7 separate regions of the Homo sapiens genome follow, and all the other regions are linked to region 1. The links are chromatin contacts, found by Hi-C or POLR2A ChIA-PET in ENCODE. All regions are on one chromosome and are shown on one strand. Each heading gives the region's core, a stretch centred on a gene start or an enhancer-like site at or near the end of the contact. The rest is flanking DNA. Distances are from core to core; before and after follow the strand shown. Region 1 holds the start of FDXR (ferredoxin reductase). Region 2 overlaps GGA3 (golgi associated, gamma adaptin ear containing, ARF binding protein 3). Region 3 holds the start of JPT1 (Jupiter microtubule associated homolog 1). Region 4 has its middle 17 kb from the start of CD300LB. Region 5 holds the start of SLC25A19 (solute carrier family 25 member 19). Region 6 holds the start of NUP85 (nucleoporin 85). Region 7 overlaps GRB2 (growth factor receptor bound protein 2).

Region 1 (2,700 bases), core at 81-2,580:
CTATAGTTTGCCTACTCCTGGTCTAGTGGGACAGGCATAAAACACAGTGACCTATTAGAAAGCAGACAGCATTTACTTACCAGTGGGAGGGAGGGGAAGTGACCAGTAAGGGCACAGAGGACTCCTGGGATACTGGCCATGTTTTATTTCTTGATCTGGGTGGTGGTTATATGGTTACACCTTGTGATATATTGTCAAGTTGTACACTCATGATTTGTGCACTTTTCTGTATGTTATTATTGAATTTAAAATCTCATTAAAAACGACAACCAGTGTAGTAAGTCATGATGGGATAAGGTCAGATGCTGTGGAATGAGAGGCCTTTAACTCCTTGGAACTTGGGAGGGGACGGGTCAGAGAAAAGGCTTCTCCAAGGAAGTAATATTTGACAAGAGGGCCCATGGGGAAAAGGAAGAGGGGTTAGGCTTATTGGGTCAGCTGTGACTACGGATCCTGTCCTTATTTTTAAAAACATTTTGATCATAGACTTTTTGCATTACTTTTGACCTTTTAAAACGTTGCAGTATTATATTTATCTTGATTACTGAGTGTTTTGGAGCCCCCTTAAATTCTGAACCCGAGGGGAGTACCTCAACTCTGGTCCCGGCTCGGCTGCACGGGGGTCGGACGCTCTGTCCTTAGTACCATACGTAAGCCACTGCCCCGCCCCGCTTTTCTTCACCTATGTAATGGGAAAGGAGGTGAGGTGGGACGAGCTTTCCAGGGTTTAATATTCTCCCTGGCCCGGCAAAGACGGGGATTTGAGGGGTTACATCGGCACAACACCCGGGGTCGAAGAAGGAGGCTGCTGGGCTCCGGGAAGGAGCTCCCTCGCCCCAGACTTCCGCACTCTGGTTATTTCCCAACGGCGGGAAGGCTCGCTTGGAGCCGGACTCGTGATTGGCTAGGACGAAGTCACGTGGGAGGATTCGCAATCAAATGGCAAGGGCGTCTGCGTCATCAGTGAGCGACGAGAGCCTCCCGAGAGGGGCGCGGCTAAGTAAAATAAGCTCCTTTCTTAGTGGCTGTTTCCTTGGGGAGGGACTGAAACAGCGATGGGGATTCGCTCTCTTCCAACCCTAGGCTTCCGGGATTTGGAGGGAAGGTGAGGCCTGGGGAGAAATGTATTAAATCGCGTATACCCCGGATGCTCCGAGGGGCGGGGCTTCGACGGTGGGGCGTAGTTAAGGGCGGGTCTCTCTTTTGGGGGCGGGATTCTCTCGGGAGTCGGGGTGGAGCCGCAAGGCTCCGCTTTCCCGGAGCGCAGGGGGCGGGGTTTGGGGCGGGGCCTCGCTTGTGGGCGGGCCCGGGCAGGAGCGGGCTTGCCCTGCGGAGCAGTAGCTAGGAACAGATCCACTTGCAGGTTGCTGCTCCCAGCCATGGCTTCGCGCTGCTGGCGCTGGTGGGGCTGGTCGGCGTGGCCTCGGACCCGGCTGCCTCCCGCCGGGAGCACCCCGAGTAGGAGCAGGGCGCCTTTGGGGCTGGATGGGAGCGCGGGGAGGCCTGCGAGCGCTGAGTAGGGGTCGGAGCAGAGCTGGGGCAGGGCTGGAGAAGGGTGAGACTGAAGGGGTGTCTTCCTGCTGGCGAGATCCCGGTGGTGTACGGGGGTGGGCGGAGATCTGTGCGTGAGATGTGAGGCTTCTAGGGTTAGAGACGGAGGTCAACAAAGGTGAAAAGGAGAGACTTTGAGATCTACAGGTGTGAGACGGGGTGAATGGAGGATGATACGGAGGTCTGTGGGGCGAGAGGAAAGTCTGAGTCGAAACAGGGATCTGTAGGAATAAGACGGGTCTATATGGGCAATATAGCGTTTTGTGGAGAGAGAGAGGGGTTAGAGGAGGGACACCGTGGGGAGACCCACGGGGGCGAGATTGGGATGATATGGAGGCCGTTGGAAGGATGTGGGATTCTAGCCGATTGGATAGGGAATGAAGTGTTGTTGGGCAGGCCATTGGCAGTGGTGTAGTAGGTTCATGGGTGAGATGTGGGCTCTGGATGAACCCACAGCCTTTGGGGGTTCAGATGAAGTAAGAGACCCTGCAAATGCCAAAGCCTTGAGGAACAAGAGAAGGAGGATGCAGGTGAGGGTGAAGCTTGGGAAGTTCCAGCTTCTGTTGGATATTCAGGTTGGTTTGGGACTGGGGAGAGAAGTTAATTTTGACCTTTTCCCTCTCCTCTGCCTGGCCCCAGGCTTCTGCCACCATTTCTCCACACAGGAGAAGACCCCCCAGATCTGTGTGGTGGGCAGTGGCCCAGCTGGCTTCTACACGGCCCAACACCTGCTAAAGGTAAGCCACTTACTCATAGTCCATCATTCACCTGCTGCTCCAGTCCTAAGGGCAAGCCTCACCCGCTTTGGGTTTTAAGAGCACTCCTGGTTGCCTTATGGGGAAGGGGCTCCCAGCCATCTGGCCTGGACACTTCCCACTTGCTTCCTCACCTACACCTGAGGCTCCCCTCCCCTCCCGTCCTCAGTGTGACAGGGGTGTAAAACGCACATTGGTGGTGAGTGGTCAGTGGCAGGTGGTCAGCTTTGCCTCCCTGGCCAAGCACTCCAGGGGGCTTATGTAGACCTGCAAAATGACTTTGTCCTCCTTCATCTTCCCTCCTCTCTCGTCTATCTTCACTCTATCCCAAACATCCTACATCTCGAGGCTACCCACCTCCTCCGCTTTCTGTAACTTTACCTGCCTTGCCATG
Region 2 (2,749 bases), core at 83-2,582, 370 kb before region 1:
TTCCAGCGGCAGGCCCTCCCCACCCGCCCTCGGCTCACCACCCTTTCTGTTGTTCATAGAGGGAACAGTCCGACCTGGACTTCTTCAGCCCCAGGCCGGGGACCGCTGCCTGTGGCGCCTCCGATGCTCCTCTGCTCCAGCCCTCAGCCCCCTCCTCAAGCAGCTCCCAAGCTCCACTGCCGCCTCCCTTCCCAGCTCCTGTGGTCCCAGCCAGTGTTCCTGCCCCCAGTGCGGGCTCCTCCTTGTTTTCTACTGGAGTGGCCCCAGCCTTGGCCCCAAAAGTTGAGCCCGCAGTCCCTGGGCACCATGGCTTGGCGTTGGGCAACAGCGCGCTGCACCACCTGGATGCCCTCGATCAGCTTCTAGAAGAGGCCAAAGTGTAATGAGTGGGAGGAGATGTGGGGTTGCTGAGGGTTGGGCCTGAATGTGTCAGAACCAGAGCTAACTTTGAAGGGGTGGGGGTGCCTTGTAGTCCCATCAGTCAGGCTGGAAGGCAAGGGGTGGGCCTGGGTAAGAGCATGGTCAGGGGCCTTGGGTGAGAGTCCTGCAGCTCTGGCTGGCTCTCTGACGTGCTTTCCATCCTTCCCACCTCCCAGGACCTCGGGCTTGGTGAAACCCACTACCTCCCCTCTCATCCCCACCACCACCCCAGCCAGGCCCCTCCTGCCCTTCTCCACGGGGCCCGGCAGCCCGCTCTTCCAGCCACTGAGTTTCCAGTCCCAGGGCAGCCCCCCGAAGGGGCCTGAGCTCTCCCTGGCCAGCATCCACGTGCCCCTGGAATCGATCAAGCCTAGTAGGTGTTGGAGGATTGAGGTGGGTGGGGCGGTGGGGCCTATAGCCACGGAGCTGTAGGACATGCGACAGGGATGGATCCAGGCACTCTTTGCAGGGGGTCCCTTAAAGCCAGGCAGGCCTCCCTGCCTGCATTCTCAGTCTTAAGCTCCTCACTGAGCGCCTCTCCCAGATTCCGTTAGGAAGCACTGGACTCATCATGACCACGGAGTAGCCCTTTTCTCCTCACCGCCGGGGCTCTGTTGGGTGTCTCTGGTGCTGCTCCTCCCACACTCACGTCACGTTCTTACAGGCAGTGCCCTTCCTGTGACAGCCTACGATAAAAACGGCTTCCGCATCCTCTTCCACTTTGCCAAGGAGTGTCCCCCAGGACGACCTGACGTGCTGGTGGTGGTGGTGTCCATGCTGAACACGGCTCCCTTACCTGTCAAGAGCATCGTGCTGCAGGCTGCAGTGCCCAAGGTACCAGTGTCTCCCTGGGGCCAAAACGGCCTTATCTTGACCCTGTTGTGTAGAGGCCTTTGCAGCCAGCAGGTGGCAGTGTGTGTGTGCACTGCAGGTTCCATCTGGGGGCACCTACCAGTTCTCTTCAAAGGAGTTTCTCTCTCTTTAGTCAATGAAAGTGAAGTTGCAGCCACCTTCTGGGACAGAACTCTCTCCATTTAGCCCCATCCAGCCACCTGCAGCCATCACCCAGGTCATGTTGCTGGCCAATCCACTGAAGGTGAGCAGCAAAGAACCCAGGGGTCCCAGCCTGAGGCCCCAGCTGCCCCAGATTAGGACGTCAGGCCCACCACCTCCCAGCTGGAAGTGTTTTGACTGTAGGATTGACACATCCCTTTGCTGCCTTAGGTTAAGTGTCTGAGCATGGTTGGGGGTTGCGGGGAAAAGGGACCATTCCTCTAGCACAGAGAGGGTAGCAGAATAGAGGGCGTCCTGCCAAGGGGCCGCCTGGGCTGGATCTCACTTGCTGCCCTCTGTCACAGGAGAAGGTGCGGCTTCGGTATAAGCTGACCTTCGCCCTGGGGGAGCAGCTGAGCACAGAGGTGGGCGAGGTGGACCAGTTCCCTCCTGTGGAACAGTGGGGGAACCTATGACCCCAGAGGACGCTGTGATCTCCACCTTGAAGCCAGGCAGGCTGCCCTGAGACGAGGAGGGCTCTGGTCCCGTCACTCTCCATGCCCTGACAACAGTGCTTGTAGCTTTGATGTGGAACAGGGGCCCTGGGCATTTCTGCTGAGAACCAAACTGCTGCTGTGATAACCTCTCCTTTGGCCCCTAAAAGGACCTGTTTTTATCTACCTGTGTGACTTGAAGTGGCCATATGCTGTCAGGGGTGCGGAGTGGCCCCTGACTTCACTGCTGTCCCGGGAACATGGACCCCCAGGCTTGGCGTAGGTGTTTGCTTCCTTCTACTGGCATTCACTGAAGCCACTGGGGTGGGGGGTGGGGGGTGGGAGTCTCTAAAGAGAGACTGTCATGGGTCATTCCCCACAAGAGCCACATCCTCACACCTGACAGATGCACGGCCCAAGGGGCTGCAGCCCTGTTGCAATTCCATGCTTCCCCCGCCAACCAGCTCCTGCTGCCATCCCCAGGGAGGTGGCCCAGGAAGGTGCCTGGCCCAGAATAAGGAACTGGCATACTGCAAAGTCCCCAGCCCTGCCTCTGGTGGACAGCATCGTCCTGGAATGGCCACGGAGTGATGAGTTGTGTGCTTGTCCCTGGCAGTGGCAGGCTGTGTCCTATGGACATCTTGGCAGGACATGGAATTTGGCCTCATGACAGGCCCAACTAGGGATAGGAAGGAAAATGAAGAGAGCCAGTATTTCCCCTTCTCCAGAAGCAGGTACTCAGCTTTCTGGGAAAAGCGTGCCTCCAGCCGTGGGGACAGGCCATCCTACTGACTACCTCTTGCTTGGCATGAAATAAACTGCTATCCTCCCCTTGGAATCTA
Region 3 (2,748 bases), core at 135-2,634, 280 kb before region 1:
TGAGACCAGCCTGGCCAATATGGTGAAACGCCGTCTCTACTAAAAATACAAAAATTAGTCAGGGGTGGTGGCGCACGCCTGTAGTTCCAGCTATTACGGAGGCTGAGGCAGGAGAATCGCTTGAACCTGGGAGGTGGAGGTTGCATTGAGCGCCATTGCACTCTAGCCTGGGTGACAAGAGCGAAACTCCACTTCAAAAACAAAAAAAAAAAAGAAAGGAAAAAAAGAAGGGAAGATTCTAACACAAACAAGTGGTGCGCTTCGTGCTGTTGTGGTAAGCACATAAATGCATCATCCGTGCTTTCTAGAACAGAACTTCTCACTGGCTTTTCATGAAAGCCCGGGGGGGGAGGGTGGTTAACCTAGACTGCCCAGAATACAAACTTCCAACTACCTGAAAGGTGGCTTTGCAAAGAGGAATGTGGTTCAATTATTATGGAAATATTGAGACAAGCAAAGACATCTGCCTTGAGGAAATATGCAAGACATGAGAAGGGCCTGCCCTCTTTTGCCCAAGGCTTTCCTATTATGATCTTGTAAACCATCATTCCTGAATCCTCCAAGTGTGTCTGCATTTGTCGCATGGATAGATTTACCCAGACAGGTGGAAGAGTCATGACTTAAGGGTTATAAACAGCTGCAGAGGCCTGAGCTGCTTCCATAGTCTTGGTAGCAGGGAATGAGTCCATTCCTGGTGCCAGGCATTAACCAGCCTTAGAATAGGCCCCCAAATAGGAGCGACTGTAATTTTGGTCCAGTACATGCACCACCCATTACAACTAAACAGTAACATTAAAATGTAAGGAATTTCCAGTCCTTTTAAAAGGGATCATCTTGGTGCGCTCTCTGTTGCTGACTCATTGTGCGGCTGCTTTGAGACTATTAGGTTTCTAAATGGGACACACAGTAGGTATTCAACAGATAAATGTCAACTTGTTGCAGTACTTTTCATCCTTTAAGGAGGATGCCCTTACTATCCCACCATCAGTAAAGCAAATGAGAGAACAGTAACAGTGACAAATCTCCCTTCTGCTTGCCGAGGTTGTAACTCCCCAAGAAAGAGCTTCCCCCTCTGTCAGGTAACGTTTTACAGTGACAGCCAGCACGACTTCCACCCAGCGCGAGGTAGATTCGCCTTCCGTCCAATCATCGCCGAGATTTTGGGGTGGGGGAGGGGAGAGAGTCCCAAGGCCTTCCCAGTCCAGGAAGGGGGCGGGCTTAGGCTGAGCCGTGGCCGCCACAGCCCATCGTAATGCCGCATGGTGCTTGGCACTCCAGAGAGCCAATAGGAATGAAAGAATTCATTTGAATCGGCCAATGCCGGCGGGTTAGGGGGCGGGGGTTGAAAACCCTATAAAGGCGTCGATCGGCCGGACAGGCGGCAGCGGCGGCTCCTGCAGCGGTGGTCGGCTGTTGGGTGTGGAGTTTCCCAGCGCCCCTCGGGTCCGACCCTTTGAGCGTTCTGCTCCGGCGCCAGCCTACCTCGCTCCTCGGCGCCATGACCACAACCACCACCTTCAAGGGAGTCGACCCCAACAGCAGGAATAGCTCCCGGTGAGGCGACCGGGTCGCGCCCGAGCCGCGCGGGGCTGAGGGGCTGGGAGGGCCGCTGCCGGCGGGGCCTCGCGCCGGTCGTTGCGGGTAACGAGCCCCGTGCGCTGTGCTCGCGCCGGGGCGGGTGGCGGGGTTCTGCCGTCGGCGCCGCCTTTGTGCCGCCTGGCGAGCCCTGCGCGCCGGCCCCACCCGGGTCCCTGCTGCTCTCCATTCATTCCTTCCACGGAGTCAGGGGCTGAGGAGGCCGGGGCTGGTCGCCCCTCGGAGCACGGCCGGTTTTCGTTAATCGGAACCTTCGGGGAGGGCTTCGCTTTCTCCTGTGTGCATCCCGGCTGGTGCATCCCCAGGGTGGTGGGCTTGGCCCCCCAGGTGCCCGGGGATCCTTTAGGGCCCCATGCATGGTCAGGTCCTATTGTCCCATTGATGGGCCACGCGCTCCTGTCTCTCCCCCGTGGCATGCGGTTGGTCTCGCTCTCGCGCGCAGCCATTGGATCCGGAGACCGGATCGATCAGGTCCGGCGGGCTCCTTACCCTCGCCGTGCCCCCACTCCTTATTCGGACCTACCTGACAGGTGCATGTGTGGTCGAGCGGGGCTGGTCATCGCGACCCTTCACCCCCCATTGAGGACCCAATCGTTCTTCCCCTCTTCGAAGTGCCTCCCCTCTTCCAAGTGTCTCCCCTTCCTAACAAAGGAAAGACCCCTTCTCCCCATCCCTGCGCTCATTTCTAAGGCGGGGGGCGGGGGCGGGCGCGGGGAACGAGCCAACCCGAGTGGGTTTTCTGCGCTTAAACCTTCGGACCGTGGCCTTTGCATCCTACCTTCGCTTCCTCCTTTGACGTTTGCCCAGTGAGTTCATCCCTGGCCCTGGTTCCCTTGCAGGAGGAGGTTTCTTGTTCTTGGGCGGGGCCGGAGACATCCATTGTCTCTAACGTGGTAGCGCTACCTGGGAAGCGGGGGATTTTTCTTGCCCTTCTTCCCACTGCTTTTTGGGCTTGGGGCACTGGGTACAGTGTTTGGACAGGAACCCTTTTCCAAGTCCTTGCTTAACTTACTTGGTGGAAGGGTTTGGATTCTGTGGAAGGTGTCCACATTGTCTCAGCTAATTGCACACTGTTCTTTAAGGTGGGTTACAGTTATGTCTGGGATCCTCTTCAAGGCTTGGAAGAAGCTTAAATCACTTTTTTGAGCATGT
Region 4 (2,825 bases), core at 201-2,700, 360 kb after region 1:
TAACCTCAGGGCATCCTTGGGGGCATCAATCAAGGAGAGATGGGGCCACAGGCCTGAGAGCAGGAAGCTGCAGAATTCTCCAAGGCACTGCTCAGGGTCCCCAGTCCAGAGGTCTCCTGTGTGTGGATATAGAATCTAGTGTGACCCTTTGACAGAGACGCCTCGTTGAGCCTTTGTGTCAGAGACACCACTTTTCATCCATTAATGATCGGCCATTTATCATGATGCAAGAGGAGAAAGAGAAAACAGGGGGTTCCAGCAAGGCCAGAGCAGCCAGAGATGGTGAACGATGTCACCCAACATCTGGCTCCCAAGTTTATGGAGGAAGAAGGGGATGTTTTGTGTCTTCTGGGGTTTCCTTTGGTAATGTGTCCCTGTGGTGGCCCTTGGTGTGCTATGATGAGCCACCTGCAGCAGTCAGCACTAGGAAGCCCCAGTAGAGATTGTGTTACCAGCGTGGCAGAGAACTCACAGCCTCTCCCCTGCTTGGTGAACAGGTGCTCCCCCTGGAATCATATGACATCAATCACCCATCACATGATCACCCATGATGTGACATCACCCATCACATGATTGCCCATCACGTGATGTCGCCCATCACGTGATATTGCCCATCACATGACATCACCCATCATATGATCGCCCATCACGTGATGTCGCCCATCATGTGATATCACCCATCACGTGACATCACCCATCACATGATCACCCATCACATGACATCACCTATCACATGACCACCCCCGCATGACATCACCCATTACATGATATCACCCATCACATGACCACCCATCACATGACATCACCTGTCACATGATCACCATCACATCACCCATCACATGATTGCCCATCACATCACCCATCACATGACATCACCCATCACATGACCACCCATTACATGACAGCACCCATCACATGATCACCCATCACATGACATCCCTGTCACATGACATCACTCATCACATGATCACCTATCACATGACATCACCCATCACATGACATCACTCATCACATGATCACCCATCACATGACATCACCTGTCACATGACCACATGTCACATGGCATCACCCATCACATGACATCACCCATCACATGATCACCTGTCACATGATCACCTGTCACATGACATCACCCATGATATGACATCACCCATCACATGATCACTTGTCACATGATCACCCATCACATGACATCACCCATCACATGACATCACCCATCACATGATCGTCGATCACATGACATCACCTATCACATGACCACCCCCACATGACATCACCCATTACATATCACCCATCACATGACCACCCATCACATGACATCACCTGTCACATGATCACCCATCACATGACATCGCCCATCCCATCACCCATCACATGACATCACCCATCACATGACCACTCATCACAGGATCACCTTGTCACATGACCACCTGTCACATGGCATCACCCATCACATGACATAACCCATCACATGGCATCACCCATCACATGACATCACCCATCACATGACATCATGCATCACATGACATCACCCATCACATGACATCACACATCACATGACATCACCCATCACATGACATCACCCATCACATGACATCACCCATCACATGACATCAATGTCCCATAGATAAGCAGAACACTAAATTGATTCTGTAGAGTGAATATGGGATGGAAAAATCCAACTCTAATCATACCCTACTCACCAAGCAGGAAAGACATGCATAAGCTTCACCTGAAAGTCTTATTTTAGGGCATTGTTGTGTAATCCCAGCATTTTGGGAGGCTGAGGCAGGATGTTTGCTTGAGCCCAGGAATTTGAGACCAGCCTGTACTGGCAAGACCCCCCATCTCTATAAAACATTTAAAATAATAAATAAATAAATAAATAAATAAATAAATAAAAACAAAGGCTGTGATTCCAGGAGCAGAATATTTGGTAATGGAACATAAAGAAAGACAAAGGCCAGGCAGGCCATTCGAGGCATCAGTTCAAGTCCATGCCCATGAGCTGCCTCCTGCCTGCTCAGGCAACCTCCCAGGCAGCTGAAATCAGAAAAACAGATGAGGGTCACAAGCATTCAGCTTCCTGGAAAGGAGTGTCCCCAAAATAAATCACTTGAGTTATTGTAGGGTCTCAGTCTCTCTTCTTGTCTGGATGGTGGTCGGGTTCTAGATTTGCAGGAATGAGGACCAGACCCAGGTAAATTCACCAAAGTCGTATCCCAAGAGGAGATCTCCCAACCATGGCCTTTGCATCGTTTAACTCATCAACCTCAGAAGCACTGGGGGGATTGACCCAACCACATGAAACCAGGTTTCCATGGCCCATTTTAGAAGGTAGAATCATCCCCAGGGGCACAGGTAACATATGTCCATCTGCTGGGCCCCAAGCCCAGCACATTCTCCTTAACTCCCACCTCAATGTCACCACTTCATGTCCTCATTAAATCCCACAAGAGGGAGGTCAGAAAGAAGTTCTGAACTTTTTCTGACCTCCCTGCAGTGGGATGAATTTGAGACTCAACACAGGCAGTCGGGGGAGGGAAGAGGAACTTATATCATGAGTTGATAACAGCACTGCGTGACTTGTGCACTCGCCGCATTTTAAAGGCTGGCAGTACCCCATTTTCACAATGTCCATCTCATCTGTCCTCCCTGACAGCTCAGGGTGGTAGGCCAGGCTATTCTTGAGTCCACACTGGACAAGGCTGTAAATAGACTTGAGTCACCTTATTTGAGCTGAGTTCCTTTACCCGTGAAGTACCCTTTGAGTCATCCTTCGGGTACACCCCCTCACCAACCTAAACCTTAGTTTTTATAGCTGC
Region 5 (2,778 bases), core at 84-2,583, 420 kb before region 1:
ACAGAGTGAGACTCTTGTCTCAAAAAAAAAAAAAAAGTTTGAGACCAGACTGACCAACATGGCAAAACCCCATCTCTACTAAAGATACAAAAAATTAGCTGGGCATAGTGGTGCACGCGTGTAATCCCAGCTACTCGGGAGGCTGAGGCAGGAGAATCGTGTGAACCCCAGAGGCAAAGGTTGCAGTGAGCTGAAATAGCACCATTGCACTCCAGCCTGGGCGACAAGAGCAAAACTGTCTCAAAAAAAAAAAAAAAAAAAAAAAAAAAAAAAAAAAAAAAAAAAGAAGAACATTTCTTTCTTTCAGAAAAGTGTAAACACTAATTCATATTTGATATTAAAAGTTTTTTTGGGGGGTCGGAGTGACAGTTTTGTGTGTGTGTGAAGCATAATGTATACGTATTAAAAAGGGAATGCTTGTCCTTTAAAGACACATACTGAAATATTTACTGGTGAAAACACGTGATGGTATTTACTTCAGAATAACGCTGGGCAGCGCGTGCGAGGTAGGTGCAGAAATAGAGGAAACAAGATTGCCCCATGAGTCGCGTAACTGCTGAGGTCGGAGAGCGACTCTACGCGGCTTCATCGGGTTATTCCACTTCTGTGTATCTTGAAATTTTCTACAATAAAAATGTCTTAAAATTGTGCGTCAAAATGATAACACGAATATAAAAATGCAATTAAAAAGTCAGGAGGCAATACTGTCGCGCAAAACCGTGACGCTAGTTGTGTGCGGGCGGTAGGATGAGTCATTTCCTCCTTCCTTTCTATATTTTCTGTCTATATACTTTTAATATTACTTTTATAATGAGAAATACTAAAACTCGGGGTGAGAGGGGGGGACACTCGTGTTTTTGCCTTCCCCGTCCCCGAGGGGACTGTTCTCATCTATTCTCTTCCCGACGTCCTCCAGCTTTTTGCTAGGCTTCCTGCCATCTTTACCAAGTTGAGATTATCCGGGTTCTGGCATTAACAGAGTTTGAGGAAAGCGGGTCAAGTCTACCGCGCCCTAACCTTGGACCCCGCCTGCAGGCTGACTTTCGAGTCACACGCCAGAGCACGGCGACCCCTAAGGTCGCAGCCCGGCTTCGCAAGGCACCTCCTTCTAACGCGTCGGTCGAACTCGCGCGCCCGCGAGCAGCCGGACTACATCTCCCAGGAAGCTGTGCGCCGTCCAGCTGTCCTGCCCTTGGTCGCGAAGGACTACATTACCCGGTGATATCTTGCGGGAGGCGGTTGCCAGACCTCAAGCGCACAACCATTGGTCCAGCGTCTGGCGGGGAGCTGCACGGTGATTGGCCCAGGAGCCCGCCAGTTTCGTCCGAGCTCAGTAGAGTTTTGCTGTTAAGACTGCGCGAGGAGCTAGAGAGAGCGGAGAGCGCTGAGCCGGGCCGCACCCGCCGAGCCGTGTGAGTAACCTCTACCTCCGTCCTTCTCGCCGCCCTCTCGGGGACCAGCACCCTCGCTCCTCAGGGTGGTCGGGAGGGAGCACACGCACCCGGGCGCTCACGAGAGGGCGGGGACTGTGTACACACGTGTCACACCAGACCAGAGAAGCATCTCCAGGGACACCGGCGGCCGAGCCCCGCGCACGCCCTTGAGCACCTGAGCTCCAGGGCGTCCCCTCGGACTCAAGGAGAAAAAACACACCCCGAGGCACACGTGGACACCTAGGTACCCACACGGGGACCTCTGCAGATTTGCTCAGCTGAGCCCTTGGGCACATGGGCACCCGAACACCAGGAAGAGCCTGGTATGCTCCGGTCTCCTGACAGCGATCCAGGACACCTGCCACTCGGGCTTGCTCCTCCTTTCTGCCCAGATGGGCGGGAAACACGCTGCTCAGTGTGACCTGAGCGGTCCCTGGGTAACCCCTGGAGAGGTTTTGCCTCTCAGTCGCTTGCCGCGTGTTTAAACTTCCTCATGGGCGCCTGGGGAGGAGTTCCAGGGTGGGTGAGAGGAGAAAAGGAATTGATGTCTGGGGTGGAGGCTGCCATCCTGTAGGTAGTATCTCCCCTCCTCCCCCACCCCCACCCCCACTACTACAAGTATTCAAGAACTAGGGTAATTCTGAAGGCTAGTTTTAGGGATTTTTTTTTTTTTTTTTTGCCATAACAAATTCAAACAGTATAGAATTATCGACAGGTCTACCTTCCTTTTTCCCTTCTCAGCCCTTCTCCCTGTGATCAGTTACCAACTACCTGTTGATGTGTGTGGTTACAGACTTCTTTCTATGCTTTGTACAACTCTACAGACCGTATGTAGGTATTACTGTTTTTGTTTTTTGTTTTTACAAAAAAGGAAAAAAGTACATCTCCTGGAAGGGATGCTTTTTAGCTGAGCTCTGGTGGATGAGAGGAGCTAGCCTTGAAAAAGTGAGTAGGGGCTGAGAGTGGGGCTGTATTTCAGACGTAGGGAACTGGAGGAGTAGAGGCAAGGCAATTGATAGGAGTGCTCCCCGAGTTTTCCAGGAACTGGGCAGAAGCAGTCAGACCACTCTGGTTAAATGAGGGAAGGGGAAGAGTGGTCCAGAGTGAGGCTGAAGAGGTCAGTAGGTCTGAGTCAGGGGAGCCCAGGAGCGTCATTTTCTTTTTTGTTTTGTTTTGTTTTTTTGTTTTTGAGACGGAGTCTCACTCTGTAGCCCAGGCTGGAGTGCAATGGCGTGATTTCAGCTCACTGCAACCTCTGCCTCCCAGGCTCACGTGATTCTCCCTCCTCAGCCTCCCAAGTAACTGGGATTACAGGCGCCCACCACGACACCCAGATAATTTTTGT
Region 6 (2,734 bases), core at 191-2,690, 330 kb before region 1:
CTAAAATTTTCAGGATACACATCGCCCCTATAAACTAGTCCTAAAATCAAGATCTGTTGATTCTGACAATGTCAACTACCAGCTTATCTTCACAAGTAAAAGACCAGAAATCGGCCGGGTGCGGTGGCTCACGCCTGTAATCCCAGCACTTTGGGAGGCCGAGGTGGGCGGATCACGAGGTCAGGAGATTGAGACCATCCTGGCCAACACGGTGAAACCCCGTCTCTACTAAAAATACAAAAAAGTACAAAAAATTAGCCGGGCGTGGTGGCGGGCACCTGTAGTCCCAGCTACTCAGGAGGCTGAGGCAGGAGAATGGTGTGAACCCGGGAGGCGGAGGTTACAGTGAGCCGAGACCGCGCCACTGCACTCCAGCCTGGGAGACAGAGCGAGACTCCGTCTAAAAAATAACAGTAATAATAACCATAATCCCTCTACCTACCCTGAGATGAATGCATACATAAAATTTTCCTCTGCTCCCTCTTTTCACAGGTAAAATGCAGATTTACTGAGGCTAATCACCGACTCACAAGAATGTAATCATTTGCCTCCTCACTGCCTAACCTCCCTTTTTTGCCCCTCCTGCTAGCTCCTTCCTCTTTAACTAGTGATGTTCCCAAAACCATCTTTGGAAAAAGCACAGGTCTCAGATCCTCCTGTGACCTGTGCTTTTTCCCGGTTGGATCCTCAACCTTAGCTAATTAAACCTTTATCGGTTGAGACCTGCCTCAGTCACTTCTGGTTAACAAGAGGGAAAACAAGAGCAATCCAACTAGCAGAAACGGTAGGTATCTCGTACATAAAGCGCGTGAATTTTTTTTATACACATCACAGATCATCCACAGTTGACATACTGTCTTCAAAGTTCAAATGGAATTGAATGCACAGCGATAAAACAGGAATAGTCTCCTGAGATAATACGTTGAATAAACCTTAGGCCACACAGGCAGAAGCTCAATGTGCCGCGATGCAGAGCTTAATACGGCTGGAATAAAAATATAAATTCCTCTGCTTGGGCTGAACCCACTCTAATGCCCAAGAGGAAAAGCAAGGGAAGTAAAAAGGCCAGGAACACAAAGGAAGGAAAGGGACGGAGTGGGACCTTCGAGGCCGGGGTTTGTGACTGGTGGCAGAAACCCCGCGACCACTGCGACCCTAGGGCGGGCACCTCGTTAACACTGCGACCTCCGGAAAAGTGGCAACTGAGTCGAGGGAAGGGGACGAGCGCCTCGCGACCACTAGGGAAGCAGACAAGCCTGAAGTAACTAAGCAGACGCAGTTCTCAACCCGCAAGGACGAGCAAGCCTGTTCGGGGTACCCTTACAGTGACTGTTGGCTCGCCATCGAGCTCCTCCATAGCGCCGAACCCCAGGCTCCTAGAAGTCGCTCGGACGCCAATGCTTCCCGCTCAGGCCTCCCGCTCAGAGCTGGCTGCGAGACAAGACTCCGCCTGGGCGTCTCCTGCAGCGCCTGCAAGCCCAAACCCTCAGTGCTGCGGCGCTGTCTCCTCTCAGCCACGGCCACCCCTCTGCGGTCCTCTGCACGCGTCCTTCCTTCCTGGCGTCGACAGCAAATCAGGGAAAACAGCGCCGAGGACTGACTGCACTCAGAGTACCGCGCTAACAGGATCAGGCGGCGCCGGGGACACCCTGGTGCCGAGCGGAGAAAAGGCCCCCGGAGACGGCGGGAGGGGCAGGAGGACCCCGGGGCTGGAGACGGTGCGAATGCGCGTGCGTAGGCTGGGGCGGCGGCACTTGGGTGGGAACTCGTGCGGGATTTAGGTCCCAGTAAGCGTACAACGTCTCCCAACTCTGGGAGTCCTCGCTACATCCCGGTCTCCACCTTAGTGTCGTCGCAGCCACTTGTCCAAACCCCGACAGTCAAACGGGCTTGTGCTGGAAAGCAATCGCCTCCACTTCCACACTAGAACACACACAAGAGGCACGGGAACAAAATCGATACCCCTGAAGGCCCGGCGCTGTGGCTCAAGCCTCTAATCCCAACACTTTGGCAGCCCAAGGTGGGTGGATCACTGGAGTTCAGGAGTTCAAGACCAGTCTGGCCAATATGATGAAACCTCGTCTCTACTAAAAATATAAAAAATTAGACGGGCGTGGTGGCGGACACCTGTAATTCCAGCTACTCGGAAGGCTGAGGCAAGAGAATTGTTCCAACCCGGGAGGTGGAGGTTGCATTGAGCCAAGATCGCACCACTGCACTCCAGCCTGGGAGACAGAGCGAGACTCCGTCTCAAAAAAAAAAAAAAAAATTAGCTGTGCTTGGTAGCGCGCGCCTGTAATCCCAGCACTCCGGGACGCCGAGGTGGTTGGATCACCTGAGGTCAGGAGTTCAAGACCAGCCTGGACAACATGGCGAAACCCCGTCTCTACTGAAAATACAAAAATTAGCCGGGAGTGGTGGCGGACACCTGTAATCCCAGCTACTCGTAAGGCTGAGGCAGGAGAATTGTTCCAACCCGGGAGGCGGAGGTTGCAGTGAGCCAAGATCGCGCCACTGCACTCCATCCTGGGCGACAGACGGAGACTCCGTCTCAAAAAAAAAAAAATTATTTTGCTGAGTCTCAAAAAAAAATTATTTTGCTCTTTTTCTCTTAATAAGTTTCCGTTATACCTCAAGTTGGAGTTATCGCCTGTGTAATTGAAAACTTTTCCAGAGTTAAATACAGTTTGAGAGTTAACCACTCTAGAGAGAGGAAGGGGAAAAGAGAGGGGAA
Region 7 (2,700 bases), core at 76-2,575, 470 kb before region 1:
AAGGCGGGTGGATCGCCTGAGGTCAGTAGTTCAAGACCACCCTGGCCAACATGGCGAAACTCCATCTCTACTAAAAATACAAAACAATTAGCCAGGTGTGGTGGCAGACGCCTGTAATCCCAGCTACTTGGGAGGCTGAGGCATGAGAATCACTTGAACCCAGGAGGCAGAGGTGGCAGTGAGCTGAGATGGCGCCATTGCACTCCAGCCTGGGTAACAAGAGTGAAAACTGAAGCTGTCTCAAAAAAAAAAAAAAAGAAAGAAAGAAAAAGGAAAATGTATATATCATTATAGGTCAGTGAACTTTCACAAACAGAACACACCCAGGTCAGGAAATGTGAGATAAACAGCACCTCTAGAGTTCCTTCATGTCCCCTTCCATTGACTTGTACATATATATATATATTTTGAAGTAAACATAAACTCTTGGGAGGCCGAGGTGGGTGGATCAGGGGGTCAAGTGATCGAGACCATCCTGGCCAACATAGTGAAACCCCCTCTCTACTAAAAATACAAAAAAATAGCCGGGCGTGGTGGCGGGCGCCTGTAGTCCCAGCTACTCAGGAGGCTGAGGCAGGAGAATGGCGTGAACCCAGGAGGCGGAGCTTGCAGTGAGCCGAGATCGTGCCACTGCACTCCAGCCTGGGCAACAGAGCAAGACTCTGTCTCAAAAAAAAAAAAAAAACATAAACTCAGGATTTTATTGTCTTCATAATAAAACAAAAGATGACACTTAGAACTGGATCACTTGGCCCTTTCTCTTCTTATCTCCTCCCAGTTCAAAATGCTTGCATCTTTTAATAGCCAGCATTCTCTTAGATCTGCAGTTGGGCTCAACGCACTCAAGCCTTAGCACAGTCTTCTTTGTGGTTTCAGCCTTTTTCCGGAAAATCGACTTAGTCTGCCCACCATAGCCACTCTGCTTCCTGTCATAACGCCGCTTTCCCTGGGCATACAGAGAATCCTTTCCCTTCTTGTACTGTGTCACTTTGTGGGGTTGATGCTTGCCACACTTCTTAGAGAAAGTCCAGTGAATTTTAGGAAAGTTGACCATTTGCGTGAGTGCTATCAGCACAGAAAGGACTTGTATATTTTTAATTCTTCTGTGTAAAGCTCACCTCATTCCTCATCTCTTAAATTTCTTCCTGATTTGGGCTCTTAACATTATTTTCAGTCTCTTTGCAAAAAAAAACCAAAAAACAAAAAGAACTGTCTTCACTGAAACTTGTCTCTTCCTCCTCTTATAATCTCATCTCTTGATCAATCTGCTTCCGTTAAACCAAAGTGTCGTGTGGCTACAAAGTCATAACTCGAGGGAATATGGGGGTTGGAATAGAAAATGCAGCTGTGGGGTAATAGCTAAAAACATTCCTTGGAGATTTTAAAGCTGAAGGAAACTTTTTGTGAGCTCACCCGTGGATTTGTGCAGAGGGAGTGAATAAGCAAGTGAAGACACAGTGATGGGAGCAGCTTGCTCATGCTCAGGAGTCTGACTAGGCCTTTAAAAATTATTTGTGGCCGGGCACGGTGGCTCATGCCTGTAATCCCAGCACTTTGGGAGGCCAAGGTGGGCAGATCACCTGAGGCCAGGAGTTCGAGACCAGCCTGGCCAACATGGTGAAACCCCGTCTCTATGAAAAATACAAAAATTAGCTGAGCATGGTGACAGGCGCCTGTAATCCTAGCTACTCAGGAGGCCAAGGCAGGCAAATCACCTGAGGTCAGAGGTTCAAGACCAGCCTGACCAATATGGTGAAACCCCATCTCTGCTAAAAATACAAAAATTAGCCAGGCGTGGTGGCGGGTGCCTGTAATCCCAGCTACTCGAGAGGCTGAGGCAGAGAATCACTTGAACCTGGGAGGCGGAGGTTGCAGTGAGCCGAGATTGTGCCACTGCACTCCAGCCTGGGCAACAGAGTGAGACTCTGTCTCAATAAATAATAATAATAATAATAATAATAATAATAATAATAATAATAGTAGTAGTAGTAGTAGTAGTAGTAGTAGTAATAGTAGGCCGGGCGCAGTGGCTCACGCCTATAATCCCAGCACTTTTGGAGGCCGAGGCAGGCGGATCACGAGGTCAGATCAAGACCGTCCTGGCTAACACAGTGAAACCCGTCTCTACTAAAAATATAAAAAATTAGCTGGGCGTGGTTGCAGACGCCTGTAGTCCCAGCTACTCGGGAGGCTGAGGCAGGAGAATGGCCTGAACCTAGGAGGCGGACCTTGCAGTGAGCCGAGATTGTGCCACTGCACTCCAGCCTGGGCGACAGAGCGAGACTCCATCTCAAAAAAAAAAAAAAAATAGTAACAGTAATAAAATAAAAATTATTTGTGAAGGATGTGAGCTTTCACCTAAAGCCACAGCAAATGAAACAATCTTTGTAGGTGCAGCCTCATCCTCAGATGCTTCTGGTCTCTGCCACCTCGAGCTCTTCAACATTCATTTGTGTTCTTTGCTGTTTTGTTTTCTTTTTCTTTCTTTTTTTTTTTTAACCCGACACTTCAGTAGCTGTTTTGTATACTTAAACATTTGAATAAAACTTAATTTTTAAGCATCTAATTACATCACTCCAGTTTCAGGGCTTGTGTGTGCAAGCTCCCAGTGCAGGTGGAGCAGTTGGGTTGAAAGGCCTGGTCTCTGGCTCAGGGTTGCAGCTGCATTGTTCATCCTGTGTTTTGCCTCCGGCAGAACCA

Evidence for each region. Hi-C counts contacts between places; a loop is a spot of excess contacts on that map. ChIA-PET counts read pairs that join two places held with the same protein, here RNA polymerase II (POLR2A). Pooled maps may share reads with other maps.
Region 2: a pooled map shows a loop between it and region 1 (3-fold over the local background). The contact joins the enhancer-like site here to the promoter of FDXR in region 1. A Hi-C loop is called at or near these places in 2 of 50 pooled maps. POLR2A ChIA-PET finds 5 or more read pairs at or near these places in 5 of 52 experiments (A549, B cell, HEK293 and 2 more).
Region 3: a map of naive thymus-derived CD4-positive, alpha-beta T cell shows a loop between it and region 1 (17-fold over the local background). The contact joins the promoter of JPT1 here to the promoter of FDXR in region 1. A Hi-C loop is called at or near these places in 1 of 168 maps with a recorded cell type or tissue (naive thymus-derived CD4-positive, alpha-beta T cell), 4 of 37 single-sample maps with no recorded cell type and 13 of 50 pooled maps. POLR2A ChIA-PET finds 5 or more read pairs at or near these places in 3 of 52 experiments (HCT116, OCI-LY7 and activated B cell).
Region 4: a loop to region 1 is called in a pooled map, with 12 times the contacts of the local background. The contact joins the enhancer-like site here to the promoter of FDXR in region 1. A Hi-C loop is called at or near these places in 6 of 50 pooled maps. POLR2A ChIA-PET finds 5 or more read pairs at or near these places in 2 of 52 experiments (H1 and PC-9).
Region 5: a map of CD4-positive, alpha-beta memory T cell shows a loop between it and region 1 (39-fold over the local background). The contact joins the promoter of SLC25A19 here to the promoter of FDXR in region 1. A Hi-C loop is called at or near these places in 2 of 168 maps with a recorded cell type or tissue (CD4-positive, alpha-beta memory T cell and naive thymus-derived CD4-positive, alpha-beta T cell), 4 of 37 single-sample maps with no recorded cell type and 16 of 50 pooled maps. POLR2A ChIA-PET finds 5 or more read pairs at or near these places in 17 of 52 experiments (A549, CD4-positive, alpha-beta T cell, CD4-positive, alpha-beta memory T cell and 14 more).
Region 6: a map of MCF 10A shows a loop between it and region 1 (18-fold over the local background). The contact joins the promoter of NUP85 here to the promoter of FDXR in region 1. A Hi-C loop is called at or near these places in 1 of 168 maps with a recorded cell type or tissue (MCF 10A), 2 of 37 single-sample maps with no recorded cell type and 16 of 50 pooled maps. POLR2A ChIA-PET finds 5 or more read pairs at or near these places in 7 of 52 experiments (A549, HEK293, K562 and 4 more).
Region 7: a loop to region 1 is called in a pooled map, with 4 times the contacts of the local background. The contact joins the enhancer-like site here to the promoter of FDXR in region 1. A Hi-C loop is called at or near these places in 1 of 37 single-sample maps with no recorded cell type and 3 of 50 pooled maps. POLR2A ChIA-PET finds 5 or more read pairs at or near these places in 1 of 52 experiments (activated B cell).

What each region holds. Positions count from the first base shown.
Region 1 is chr17:74,871,624-74,874,323 of GRCh38, reverse strand. FDXR (ferredoxin reductase) reads left to right here and starts at 1,330. Exons shown (of 12, transcript NM_024417.5): 1 at 1,330-1,458; 2 at 2,191-2,288. The coding sequence starts at 1,380. RefSeq lists enhancers at 1-180, 801-1,030, 986-1,280, 1,078-1,978 and silencers at 1,191-1,420, 1,461-1,590.
Region 2 is chr17:75,237,419-75,240,167 of GRCh38, reverse strand. It overlaps GGA3 (golgi associated, gamma adaptin ear containing, ARF binding protein 3), which reads left to right. Exons shown (of 17, transcript NM_138619.4): 13 at 60-379; 14 at 597-793; 15 at 1,085-1,254; 16 at 1,406-1,516; 17 at 1,779-2,749. The coding sequence ends at 1,889. Among named protein-coding and RNA genes, the nearest start is that of GGA3, 23 kb to the left of the region's middle. Within about 2 kb of position 1,332, at least 7 of the 41 ENCODE cell types and tissues checked have a DNase peak (open chromatin) inside an H3K27ac peak, as active enhancers do.
Region 3 is chr17:75,153,148-75,155,895 of GRCh38, reverse strand. JPT1 (Jupiter microtubule associated homolog 1) reads left to right here and starts at 1,384. Exons shown (of 5, transcript NM_016185.4): 1 at 1,384-1,554. The coding sequence starts at 1,499. RefSeq lists an enhancer at 301-896 and a silencer at 1,549-1,788.
Region 4 is chr17:74,512,761-74,515,585 of GRCh38, reverse strand. No RefSeq gene overlaps it. Among named protein-coding and RNA genes, the nearest start is that of CD300LB, 17 kb to the left of the region's middle. Within about 2 kb of position 1,450, at least 4 of the 41 ENCODE cell types and tissues checked have a DNase peak (open chromatin) inside an H3K27ac peak, as active enhancers do.
Region 5 is chr17:75,287,988-75,290,765 of GRCh38, reverse strand. It overlaps SLC25A19 (solute carrier family 25 member 19), which reads left to right and starts at 1,333. Exons shown (of 8, transcript NM_001126121.2): 1 at 1,333-1,412; 2 at 2,175-2,264. RefSeq lists enhancers at 825-874, 915-964, 1,055-1,254, 1,687-2,188.
Region 6 is chr17:75,204,385-75,207,118 of GRCh38, reverse strand. It overlaps NUP85 (nucleoporin 85), which reads right to left and starts at 1,440. Exons shown (of 19, transcript NM_024844.5): 1 at 1,325-1,440. The coding sequence starts at 1,357. RefSeq lists enhancers at 1,429-1,608, 767-1,700, 1,701-2,635.
Region 7 is chr17:75,337,181-75,339,880 of GRCh38, reverse strand. All of the region lies in intron 2 of GRB2 (growth factor receptor bound protein 2), which reads left to right. It also overlaps the pseudogene RPL36AP7. Among named protein-coding and RNA genes, the nearest start is that of SLC25A19, 49 kb to the right of the region's middle. RefSeq lists enhancers at 782-951, 2,409-2,518. Within about 2 kb of position 1,325, at least 6 of the 41 ENCODE cell types and tissues checked have a DNase peak (open chromatin) inside an H3K27ac peak, as active enhancers do.